Linked DNA regions of Homo sapiens: region 2 is linked to region 1. A link is a loop called in an ENCODE intact Hi-C map of the cell type or tissue named here. Cell type or tissue: endothelial cell of umbilical vein. All regions are shown on one strand. Each heading gives the region's core, and the rest is flanking DNA. Links, peaks and the distances in the headings are about the cores only. Region 1 overlaps LOC105378751 (a long non-coding RNA gene). Region 2 holds the start of MYSM1 (Myb like, SWIRM and MPN domains 1).

The links. Peaks named below come from ENCODE experiments on the same cell type or tissue, not always from the same donor. Only the 100,000 strongest peaks of a DNase experiment are listed, where the experiment ranks them.
Region 2: a loop joins it to region 1, with 4 times the contacts of the local background. A loop is called at or near these places in 10 of 110 quality-filtered maps.

What each region holds. Positions count from the first base shown.
Region 1 is chr1:58,770,573-58,775,953 of GRCh38, forward strand. It overlaps LOC105378751 (a long non-coding RNA gene), which reads left to right. Exons shown (of 4, transcript XR_007066137.1): 4 at 1-136. Among named protein-coding and RNA genes, the nearest start is that of JUN, 11 kb to the right of the region's middle. RefSeq lists enhancers at 2,742-2,941, 3,573-3,632. In endothelial cell of umbilical vein, for the core only: no CTCF peak of the experiment used is centred there; a DNase peak (open chromatin) is centred at 3,059; H3K27ac peaks cover 1,130 bases.
Region 2 is chr1:58,698,047-58,703,427 of GRCh38, forward strand. MYSM1 (Myb like, SWIRM and MPN domains 1) reads right to left here and starts at 2,016. Exons shown (of 20, transcript NM_001085487.3): 1 at 1,939-2,016. The coding sequence starts at 2,006. RefSeq lists enhancers at 1,511-1,570, 1,781-2,190. In endothelial cell of umbilical vein, for the core only: a CTCF peak has its summit at 2,131; DNase peaks (open chromatin) are centred at 1,535 and 2,055; H3K4me3 peaks cover 1,362 bases; H3K27ac peaks cover 1,152 bases.

The DNA.
Region 1 (5,381 bases), core at 1-5,000:
GTCAGTTTTAAATAAGGTAGTGCAGAGGCAACTACCACAGGAATGGTTCTGCCTTAAGAATGAACTACGTGTGCATGTGTCTTTATAGCAGCATGATTTATAGTCCTTTGGGTATATACCCAGTAATGGGATGGCTGGGTCAAATGGTATTTCTGGTTCTAGATCCCTGAGGAATCGCCACACTGACTTCCACAATGGTTCAACTAGTTTACAGTCCCACCAACAGTGTAAAAGTGTTCCTATTTCTCCACATCCTCTCCAGCACCTGTTGTTTCCTGACTTTTTAATGATTGCCATTCTAACTGGTGTGAGATGATATCTCATTGTGGTTTTGATTTGCATTTCTCTGATGGCCAGTGATGGTGAGCATTTTTTCATGTGTTTTTTGGCTGCATAAATGTCTTCTTTTGAGAAGTGTCTGTTCATGTCCTTCGCCCACCTTTTGATGGGGTTGTTTGTTTTTTTCTTGTAAATTTGTTTGAGTTCATTGTAGATTCTGGATATTAGCCCTTTGTCAGATGAGTAGGTTGCGAAAATTTTCTCCCATTTTGTGGGTTGCCTGTTCACTCTGATGGTAGTTTCTTTTGCTGTGCAGTTTATTGAGGCACTATTCACAATAGCAAAGACTTGGAACCAACCCAAATGTCCAACAATGATAGACTGGATTAAGAAAATGTGGCACATATACACCATGGAATACTATGCAGCCATAAAAAATGATGAGTTCATGTCCTTTGTAGGGACATGGATGAAATTGGAAATCATCATTCTCAGTAAACTATCACAAGAACAAAAAACCAAACACCACATATTCTCACTCATAGGTGGGAACTGAACAATGAGAACACATGGACACAGGAAGGGGAACATCACACTCTGGGGACTGTGCTGTGGTGGGGGGAGGGAGGAGGGATAGCATTGGGAGATATACCTAATGCTAGGTGACGAGTTAGTGGGTGCAGCGCACCAGCATGGCACATGTATACATATGCAACGAACCTGCACATTGTGCACATGTACCCTAAAACTTAAAGTATAATAATTAAAAAAAAAAACCAAAACTACTTTGGTTATCCAAAAAAAAAAAAAAAGAATGAACTAGTGTGATTTTCAGAAAAAACCTGGGTTTTCTTTGCTCACCATCATCTGGCTGCTCAGTTTGTTGACGACTTGAGGGTACTATATTCCGATATGGCAAGTTAAACCACATACTATCTGGAACCACCTGCCCCTGTGGCCTCCCCTCCTACCTTGTCCCCTCCCCCTGAAGGAACCACGTTTTCTTTTCTTTTCTTTTCTTTTTTTTTTTTTTTAGACGGAGTCTCGCCCTGCTGCCAGGCTGGAGTGCAGTGGCAAGATCTCAGCTCACTGCAACCTCCGACTCCCTGGTTCAAGCAATTCTCCTGCCTCAGCCTCCTGAGTAGCTGGGACTACAGGTGTGCACCACCACACCCAGCTAATTTTTGTATGTTTAGTACAGACGAGGTTTCACCATGTTGGCCAGGCTGGTCTCGATCTCTTGACCTCATGATCCACCCACTTCGGCCTCCCAAAGTGCTGGGATTACAGGTGCAAGCCACTGCGCCTGGCCCGATATTCACTTTCCTAAGATAAGACTTTAAGAAGACATTGACCAGAATTGCCCATTGAGAGACCAAAAAGTAAATAATGAGTAATGCATTGTGACCCAATTTTAGAAAGGCAGTAGATACCTCTAGCCTGGTCTGCAAGGTTTGATAATAATAACAGCAACAATAATCACTAAATGGATGAGCTCTGGTAGTTGACATTTTCTTTTGATCCCCCCAGTATCTACTCCCTCCTAGATCCTGATTTTCCTTTGAAGATACCCTCTTTCCTCCCTGTCTGGCCATGTGCTTTGAATGACTCCACAACCTTGGTTTCAGAGGTGGGCACTTGACCTACACTTAAGCTGGTCAATATATCCCACTTCACCCCTTGGCCATACTGATTGGTTCAGGGATGTGTATGTGACCCAATTAGATCAATGAAGCATAATTCTGGGAGGCTGTGAGAAATTGCTGTAGCCCTCTGACCCCTATGGATGGAGAGTTGGGACTTTCTGGACACTACCACATGGAGACTGAAGATGAAGCTAACACTTTCCAGAGCAAGCTGAGTGACAGACAGAAATCAAAGCCTGATGATACCATTTGAACCCTGTATATAGCCATGTCTGGAGCTACATCTATGATGGTTTTTGACTGATATATTTCAATAAAAATCCTTTCCATTTAAACTAAGTTTCCTGCCTCTTGCAACCATGGAATTCTAACTGATACATTTATGATTTGCTGGCACTAGGTTAAGTAAGCTCTTTTACATATATTGACCTATTTAATCGTTACAGCAACACAATGGGAGTAGATATTATATTATCTCCATTTCACAGTGAATGCAACTGAGGCTTAGACAAGTGAAATATTTTCCCACTGACAGCTCGAGGTTGATATTAGAATTCAGATCTTAGCCACTATGCTGTTTCCTCGGCATGCGAATATGGCTGGAGAGTGGCAGCATGGTTCTTTCTCAGGATTCCATATCCTCTCAGGCACTTCATCCAGTTCTCTCCCTCCCCTCCCCAACACTGGTAACCCATTCCTTCATTTTGCTGTCCTTTCCCTCATCTCTTCTCCCAATCTCACACCTTGACTTCAATACTCCCAGGAGATAAACATTAGGCCCTCCACCTAGCAAGTTCAGAGAGCTCAGGTTTAGAGCAAGCTCAGAGAGCCTAAGGCAGGAGACTGGCTGAGATGACCCCTGCACAGCCCCCAGGCCACCTTGTTGTGGAAGCTATGGCCTTAGCCTGGGTGCTGGTGATTGCTTCTTCCTTTTCTGGCACAGAGCCACTCTCAGAGGCTTCTTTGACAGCACCTAGGGCAAGCCAGGCTGATAGGCACCCTGCTCGAATAAGGCATTTCACTGCCTGGGCATTTGTGTGCAGCTGGCTCTGTTTGAAATCCTGCCTCTTTCTGACTTCACTTCCTGAATGTGCTGACAGGCCTCTGAGCCAAGCCAAACAGGTTCACAATGCAGTGCCTGCAGAGTATTCCCCCGTGAGTGCAGCTGGGGAAACAAAACTTTTCTCCAGCCCACAGAGAGGACCTGCCAGCCCTTATATGACCAAGAAGTAGGCCCTGTGAGACCTCGTTGAATCTTAATGGGAAATGTTTTTATTTCAGCTGTGTGTGTGTGTGTGTGTATGTGTGTGTATGTATTCCTGATTGTATTCCTGATTTTTTTTTCTTAAATTAACAAGTCGACAGTAAAAACTAGCTAATTATTCTGTGCCTGCTGTATATAAGTGCTTTAGATGTATGTTCCTCCCAACAACCTTCTGTGGCAGCCATGATTGGCCTCATTTTTGCAAAGAAAGAAATTGAGGATTAGCAATCAATGGTAAGGGACTGGCTCCATGCTCCCCAGCTACAAGTGGCAGAGGCTAGATTTAACGCAGGGGCACTTCACTCCAAAATCTGCATGCCTCTGAGTCATAATACCTCAATTCTCTCCCCTAACTCATAATACCTCAATTCCTGATGTGTTTGTTCAGAAGTGCAGTGAGGAACAGTGGGAAGGGCAGAGGCTCTAGTGTCTTTCTAGCTCTGAAGTTTGGCAAGATAGTTTTTTTCTCTAAATCTCAGTTCCTCATATACAAAATGAAATAACAGTGCCTGTGTGGCAGAGAAGTTGCAGAGTTCAATGAGATAGAAATTTACATGGCAGTACTATTCAAGAGCAAGGTCCTGTGTGGACAAAGCCAGTTCTTTGGAGTCAGGAAGAGTTGGATTCAGCTTGAGCTTCTACAAGTCACTTATTTCCTAAAGTTGAACAAGACCTGATGCTCCATTTCCCCTTAACACCAACCCTGGAAGTCCTAACACAATGCCTGCTACATAGGAGACATGTAGCAAATGGTATCTATTATAAATATTATATACGTGTCGGTTTTTATTATGCTTGTAGCAAGCATTATTGGTTCCTACCAGAGGATATCGTTCCTACTGTTGGTTCCTACTAGAGTTAGAATATACTAGGTAATGCTATAAGAACAAGCAACCCTCAAATTCAGTGCCTTAAAGCAACAAATTCTTGGGGGATTTTGCTCATGCTAAATGGTCACTGTGGGTATGCTGGTGGTCAGGAGTTGTGGGAGAGGAGAGTGGACTCTGTCCACATCACTATCGTTTAAGGACACAGGCTGATGGACATTGCATTCCTGTGTGTCCACAGTTGCCAAGGCAAAGAAAAGGGAAGATGTTGAATCTTGTAGTTGCTCTCAAGGCGTCCTATCTTGGTGTGATATGTCACCATTGTTTGCATTTCATTGGCTGATGCAAGTCAGAAGTCCTCTCGCTTAAGTTCAAGGAGGTAGGAGATGGCAAAGTACAAGCAATCATGGTGGGTTCATTTCCTAGTCATGAATGATTTTGAGTCTAGGAATATGACCTGCTCCTGTCCAATGGGACAAAAGGGCAAGTCTACTGGGGTGGAGGTGGGGAGCCGCTAGGAAAGTTTCTCTTGTTAATAAAAACAGAAAGATGATAGTAAACATTCCTGCATTGCTGGTGACTATTGTGTTGACTTATGATGCCGGAAATGCTGCAGGTATCTTGAGTGCTCACAAGAAACTTCCTTGACACACTGAGAATGGTGAAATGAAAAGATAGGAGGCACCTGAACCCGTGATTATGTCATTAAGCCACTACATTAGCCACTCGTGGACTTGTTTCATAGCTGGTCTTCTGGTTTACGTTGCATGTTCTGTTGCTGGCCCCTGCACACATCTTAACTGGTAGAATGGTCAATAATAGAACAATTCAGATGCCTGCCCATTTTTCTCCAGGATAACATAATATCAGGAAAAGTTTCCCCCTTCAAGCATGAACCTAAGATCAATCAATACACCCTGGAAGAGATTAGTCATCAGCCCAAGGTGATGAATGTACAATCCTCAGGATATTTGGGAAATATTCAAATTCTGTCCAGGGGACCAGTGAGTACCTACAACCTAAGAAGGCAATAACTGTATTGGTCATCTGGTAACACAATTGTTTGAAGCAATAATGAGGCAATCATCAAACAATGTTTTTTAGTGATGTACATGAAAGAAGTTTGTATAGCAAGAAACTCTCAGGGCTTCTCAGCACAGAAGTGTTCGTTCTCTCCAGAGAGGGGGAGTTTGCAGAGAGGCAAGGAGAGTTCATTAGACATTGCTGCGGCATGGACAAAATATCCCAGGAGACTATCTGATTACCTTTGCTCAGATGCTGTGCACATCAAAGAACCTTCTGATAACTAATTCAGTCCTCAGGGTCCTTGATGTAGACGTAGGGGTGTGCACTGAGTAAGAGACC
Region 2 (5,381 bases), core at 1-5,000, 73 kb before region 1:
GTTGGAGCTCCAACACCACTGGACACTATTTATCAGACTATATATATATATATATATTTTTTTTTTTTTTTTGAGACAGAGTCTCGCTCTGTTGCCCAGGCTGGAGTGCGGTGGCGTGATCTCCGCTCACTGCAAGCTCTGCCTCCCGGGTTCACGCCATTCTCCTGCCTCAGCCTCCCAAGTACCTGGGACTACAGGCGCCCACCACCACGCCCAGCTAATTTTTTGTATTTTTAGTAGAGATGGGGTTTCACCGTGTTAGCCAGGATGGTCTCGATCTCCTGACCTCGTGATCTGCCCGCCTCGGTCTCCCAAAGTGCTGGGATTACAGGCGTGAGCCACCATGCCTGGCCCAGAATATAATATTAATGATACTCCTTGGGGTTGTATAAGACAATAATTGTAACCATCATCAGGAACCAATAACCTTTGTAATCCTGCTTGTTACCACAAGTGCCACCAGTAGACCTAGGCCTCAACTAAAATAGGAAGAAAGAGAAAAGGGGAAAAATGAAACACAATCAGAAAGATAAATCTATGGAAGAAGCATACAGCCAATGCCCTCAGGTGACCAATCTTCAGTGTTTCCAAGGCCAGCTCATTTCTTTCTAGACTGCAGATAAGTATCCCTGCCAACCTATTTCATTAACTTGTTGCGAAAAGTAAATTAAATCAAACATGCAAAAGCACTTGGTCAAGATTTAAACACTAAATGAATGTCAACAAGTATTGTTATTAAGGGCTCCCTACTCATCTGCAAAGCTTTGAGGGACAATGACCATATGAGTTTAATCACCCCTCACGTCTTTATAGGGCTTTAGAGTTCATGATACACTTCTAAACACACTATCTTAGTGCCTCAAGCGCTGGGTTAGTACTTCTCCCCTGTTCACAGAGGCCCTAATATTAGGCTGAACTACATGAAGTTGCCGCTTTATAGAACAAAAATGGTCTAAATATTGGCAATTTCATATGGTTCAAGCTAATACAGTTCTAAGGAAATTGTACATAATTATAAACAACATAGCTGGCTGACTTTAGAACTCAGGCTTTCTGATTCCTGGCTAGTCTAGGACTCTTCATGACTAAAAGGAGACTCATTTTTGATTCAGAAAGCAAGGAGTCAAAGGAGGTTCTGTGTCAAATCACACTGGGCTGTTTGTTCTGCTGGAACAGGTATTTTAAAAAATGTGATCCCTTACTGGATTCTCACAGTACTGTCCCCGAGGGTAACAGGATGGTAAAGAATACATTCAGAGGGCACCTACCGTATGCTAAAGCATATCTCATAATCATTTCATTTGATCCTCCCAATTACATATCATGACTCCCAGTTTAAATATGAGCAGTCTGAGGCTCAGACAAGTTAAGTGTCTTGCCCAAGGTCACATTGCTATTAACTGGTAGGGCGAGCAAATGCAGAAGGAAAACCCAGAACTGTCCAACTCTAAAACCTGGCCCATTTAAGTCAACCTGCTTCTCGGGAAGTTTTACAACTATCCCCATGTGGAAGAAGGGATGAAACGACTCGCCCAAGGTCACACGGCTAGCAAGCCATAGAACAAGAGTCCCTGACCTCAGGTCTCGTCCGTAGCCGCTCTTGTTCTAGTTACTGTCGATGAGATCCTGAAAAGGAGGGAACGGAAGAAGGAATCTAAATGTAAATCAAACGCAATGTGGTAGGCGAAATCGGTGCCCTCACAGCATCCGGCAAAAGGTGAAAGCGACCCAGGAGTACCTGAGCTCCAGGTAACCGCCCTGCCCGCTGGGCTTGGGACAAGCCGGCGGGCGAGGTGCCTCCCAGGCCAACAAGAGACCCTGGCCCAGGGGACAGTCTTCTGTTCCCTTTTCCCTTGCCGGACCTGCAGCTTTCCCAGGGCCCGCTCCTTCAATCCACTCCCCTCTCCGCCCCAGAGAGACCCGGTCTCTAAGCCTCACCCTGGCTGTGCCCCCGCCGCCGCTACCACGTCCCCTTCGATATCCACATCCGCCTCTTCAGCCGCCATGATGGGACCTGACCCCGTCCGTCCTCCCGAGAGATCCCGCGAGACGAAGATGGCCCGGGGGCAGGGCCTAACGCGTCACGGGGCGGGATTGAAGCGTCGTCCGGCCCCTCCCGTGCCGGGAGGCGGGGTTTCCAGAGCAAAGGCGCCCCCAGAGGCCTGGGGCTTGGTCCTTTCTAACTTGTTGACATGTAGAGACCTTGGGAAGTGGCCCACGCCTGAGCTTTTTTTTTTTGAGAGGGAGTTTCACTCTTGTTGCCCAGGCTTGGGTGCAATGGCGCGTATCTCAGCTCACTGCAACCTCCACCTCCCGGGTTCAAGCGATTCTCCTGCCTCAGCCTCCCAAGTAGCTGGGATTACAGGCATGCGCCACCACGCCCGGCTAATTTTTGTATTTTTAGTAGATACAGGGTTTCACCATGTTGCCCAGCTGGTCTCGAACTCCCGACCTCCCGACCTCAGGTGATCCGCCCGCCTCGGCCTCCCAAAGCTCTGAGATTACAGGCGTGAGCCACCGCGCCCGGGCCCTCCTGAGCTTCTAAGAGCTTCTGTTCTTGCACACATTCTTTGGGACCTCACTGCTCTCACTGATAAAATGGGGATAACAGCAGTATCTTTCTGGACTGATGAAAAAGTCAAGCTAGACCCGCTTTGTGAACTGAAGGTTGCATACCTGCTGGTTATTTAAGTCTCTCTCTTTGTTTTTTAAAGAAAAGGGTCGTGCAGCACTTATGTGAAGTCGTTCAGCATTTCACCTAAGTGCTGAACAACTTTTATTTTAAAATTCAACAAATATTTAAGAATATAACTTATGATTGTGTAATTTATTTTGTAGACGTCTTTGCAATTTAAAAATCACGCTCATGACCATTAATCCTTACAGTGTCCCAGTGAGGTAGGCAGAGCTAATATCACCAGTTATACTTTACAGGTGAGGTAACTGAGGCCTGGAGAGCTGAAATGACTGTCCAAGGACAGGTAGCTTCAAAGACAGAGCCAGGAGTAGAATCCAGGCTTTGTTGACCCTCTACTGAGTGCTCACCATGTAACAATCATGTTGTTAGAAATTGGAGGATAAACACCACTTCTGTCTAGTTTATAGTTTCTCAAGAAATTAGATACTGACAGCCAGATGCGGTGGCTCACACCTGTAATCCCAGCACTTTGGGAGGCCAGGGAGGGCGGATCACAAGGTCAGGAGTTCGAGACCAGCCTGACCAACATGGTGAAACCCCGTTTCTACTAAAAATACAAAAATTAGCTGGGCGTAGTGGTGGGCAACTGTAGTCCCAGCTACTCAGGAGGCTGAGGCACAAGAATCGCTTGAACCCAGGAGGCAGAGGTTGCAGTGAGCCGAGATCACGCCATTGCATTCCAGCCTGGGTGACAGAGCGGGATTCCATCTCAAAAAAAAAGAAAAGAAAAAAAAACCCTTCTGCATTCCCCTGCCTTAGCAGCTATCACTCACACCTTGTAATTTTTCATCCGTCTGCCTTCTGCACTGGACTGTGAATTCCTTAAGGACAAAGACCACGTCTGCTAGTCCTTACACTACCAATATTCAGCATAGTGACACATAGCAGGTGCTCAATAACTATTGAACAGAGGAATGAATGAATTAATTAATTAATTAAATGACCTCACTTCTCACACTATTCCCAATTTGTCCCATCTCACCTTTGTTCTCAGGCTGCACTCTGAATATGATGGCAAAAGATGGAGAGAAAGAATTGCAAAGAGGGAGAGCCCAGTTCAGAAACCAAACACTGCTAGGGCCCATTCTCAGGCCACCATGGGAGTGCTGCTTCTGTTGTCAGTGGGCTTATCCAGTAACCAGTCCCACTGGTAACACCATGCCTGGAACAGAGTAGGCACTTAAAGATGTCTGTTGAATTTAATTTAGAGCAAAATTAGGGTTTCTTAAAAAGATGTAATGGGCTGGCCGGGCGCGGTGGCTCACACCTGTAATCCCAGCACTTTGGGAGGCCAAGGCGGGTGGATTACCAGGTCAGGAGATTGAGACCATCCTGGCTAACACGGTGAAACCCCGTCTGTACTAAAAATACAAAAGATTAGCTGGGCGTGTTGGTGGGCACCTGTAGTCCCAGGTACTCGGGAGGCTGAGGCAGGAGAATGGCGCGAACCCAGGAGGCGGAGCTTGCAGTGAACGGAGATCGCGCCACCACACTCCAGCCTGGGCGACAGAGCCAGAATCCGTCTCAAAAAAAAAAAAAAAAGATGTAATGGGCTAAATCATCAAAACAAATGTAAAATGGTATGCTTTTCACTGATTTTACATAGCAGGCAGGGATGGGGACCCTGGCAGGGCTGTCTGGATATACATGATATCAAATGAGAATGGTGCTTTCTAGAGCATAATGCAGAATACCATGTGAACAGCATCTCTGGCAATGCAGACGCAAAAATGTTTCTGGTCCAGTGCCAGATATCAGTAGGCATTAAAATATATGTGGAAGGAAAGGCCTGTACAGAATTCAGAGTTGCCCAATTCGTCTCAAAACCCCCCTGAACAGAGACACTAGCATAAAGCTTTCCCGTACACACCCCACACCCTGCACTGGGTCCACTGGCTTTATGTGAAACTGGCTCGTTAAGGGTCTAGGTCTAACTCCTTCCAACAGGATAGAGCTATGAGCTCACATGCAGATGAACTCCAGAGGCCTGGTCTACTATTTAAAATTCCCTCTAATCCTGCAACCCTAGGACTTGTTGAAAGACTCATTTCTCACCAAGTAGTTTGAAAGCAGAATGAATAATTCAGAATTAGTGTTTCATGAAACTTGTAGCATTCCTACTGTGCTTGGTACTGATGCATTGAATGAGATTGACTCAGTGTCTGCCCTCATAAAATCAATCAAATGTGCAATTTCAGGCCAGGCACTGTGGCTTATTCCTACAATCTCAACACTTTGGAAGGCTGAGGTGGGAGGATTGCTTGAGCCCAGGAGTTTAAGACCATCCCGAGCAGCATAGTGACACCTGTTTCTATAAAAAAATCAAATGAAACAATTAGCCGGGTGCAGTGGTGCATGCTAGTAGTCCCAGCTACTCAGGGTGGGGTGTGGGAAGGCTGAGGTAGGAAGATCACTTGAGCCTGAGAAGTAAAGCTCTCTAGCACAGGCAAGAGTGAGACCCTGTCTTAAAAAAAAAAAAAAAAAAAAAAAAAAAAAAAGGGCCGGGCGCGGTGGCTCACGCCTATAATCCCAACACTTTGGGAGGCCGAGGCGGGCAGATCACGAGGTCAAGAGATCAAGACCATCCTGGCCAACATGGTGAAACCCTGTCTCTATTAAAAGTATAAAAATTAGCTGGGCGTGGTGGCGGGTGCCTGTAGTCCCAGCTACTCGGGAGGCTGAG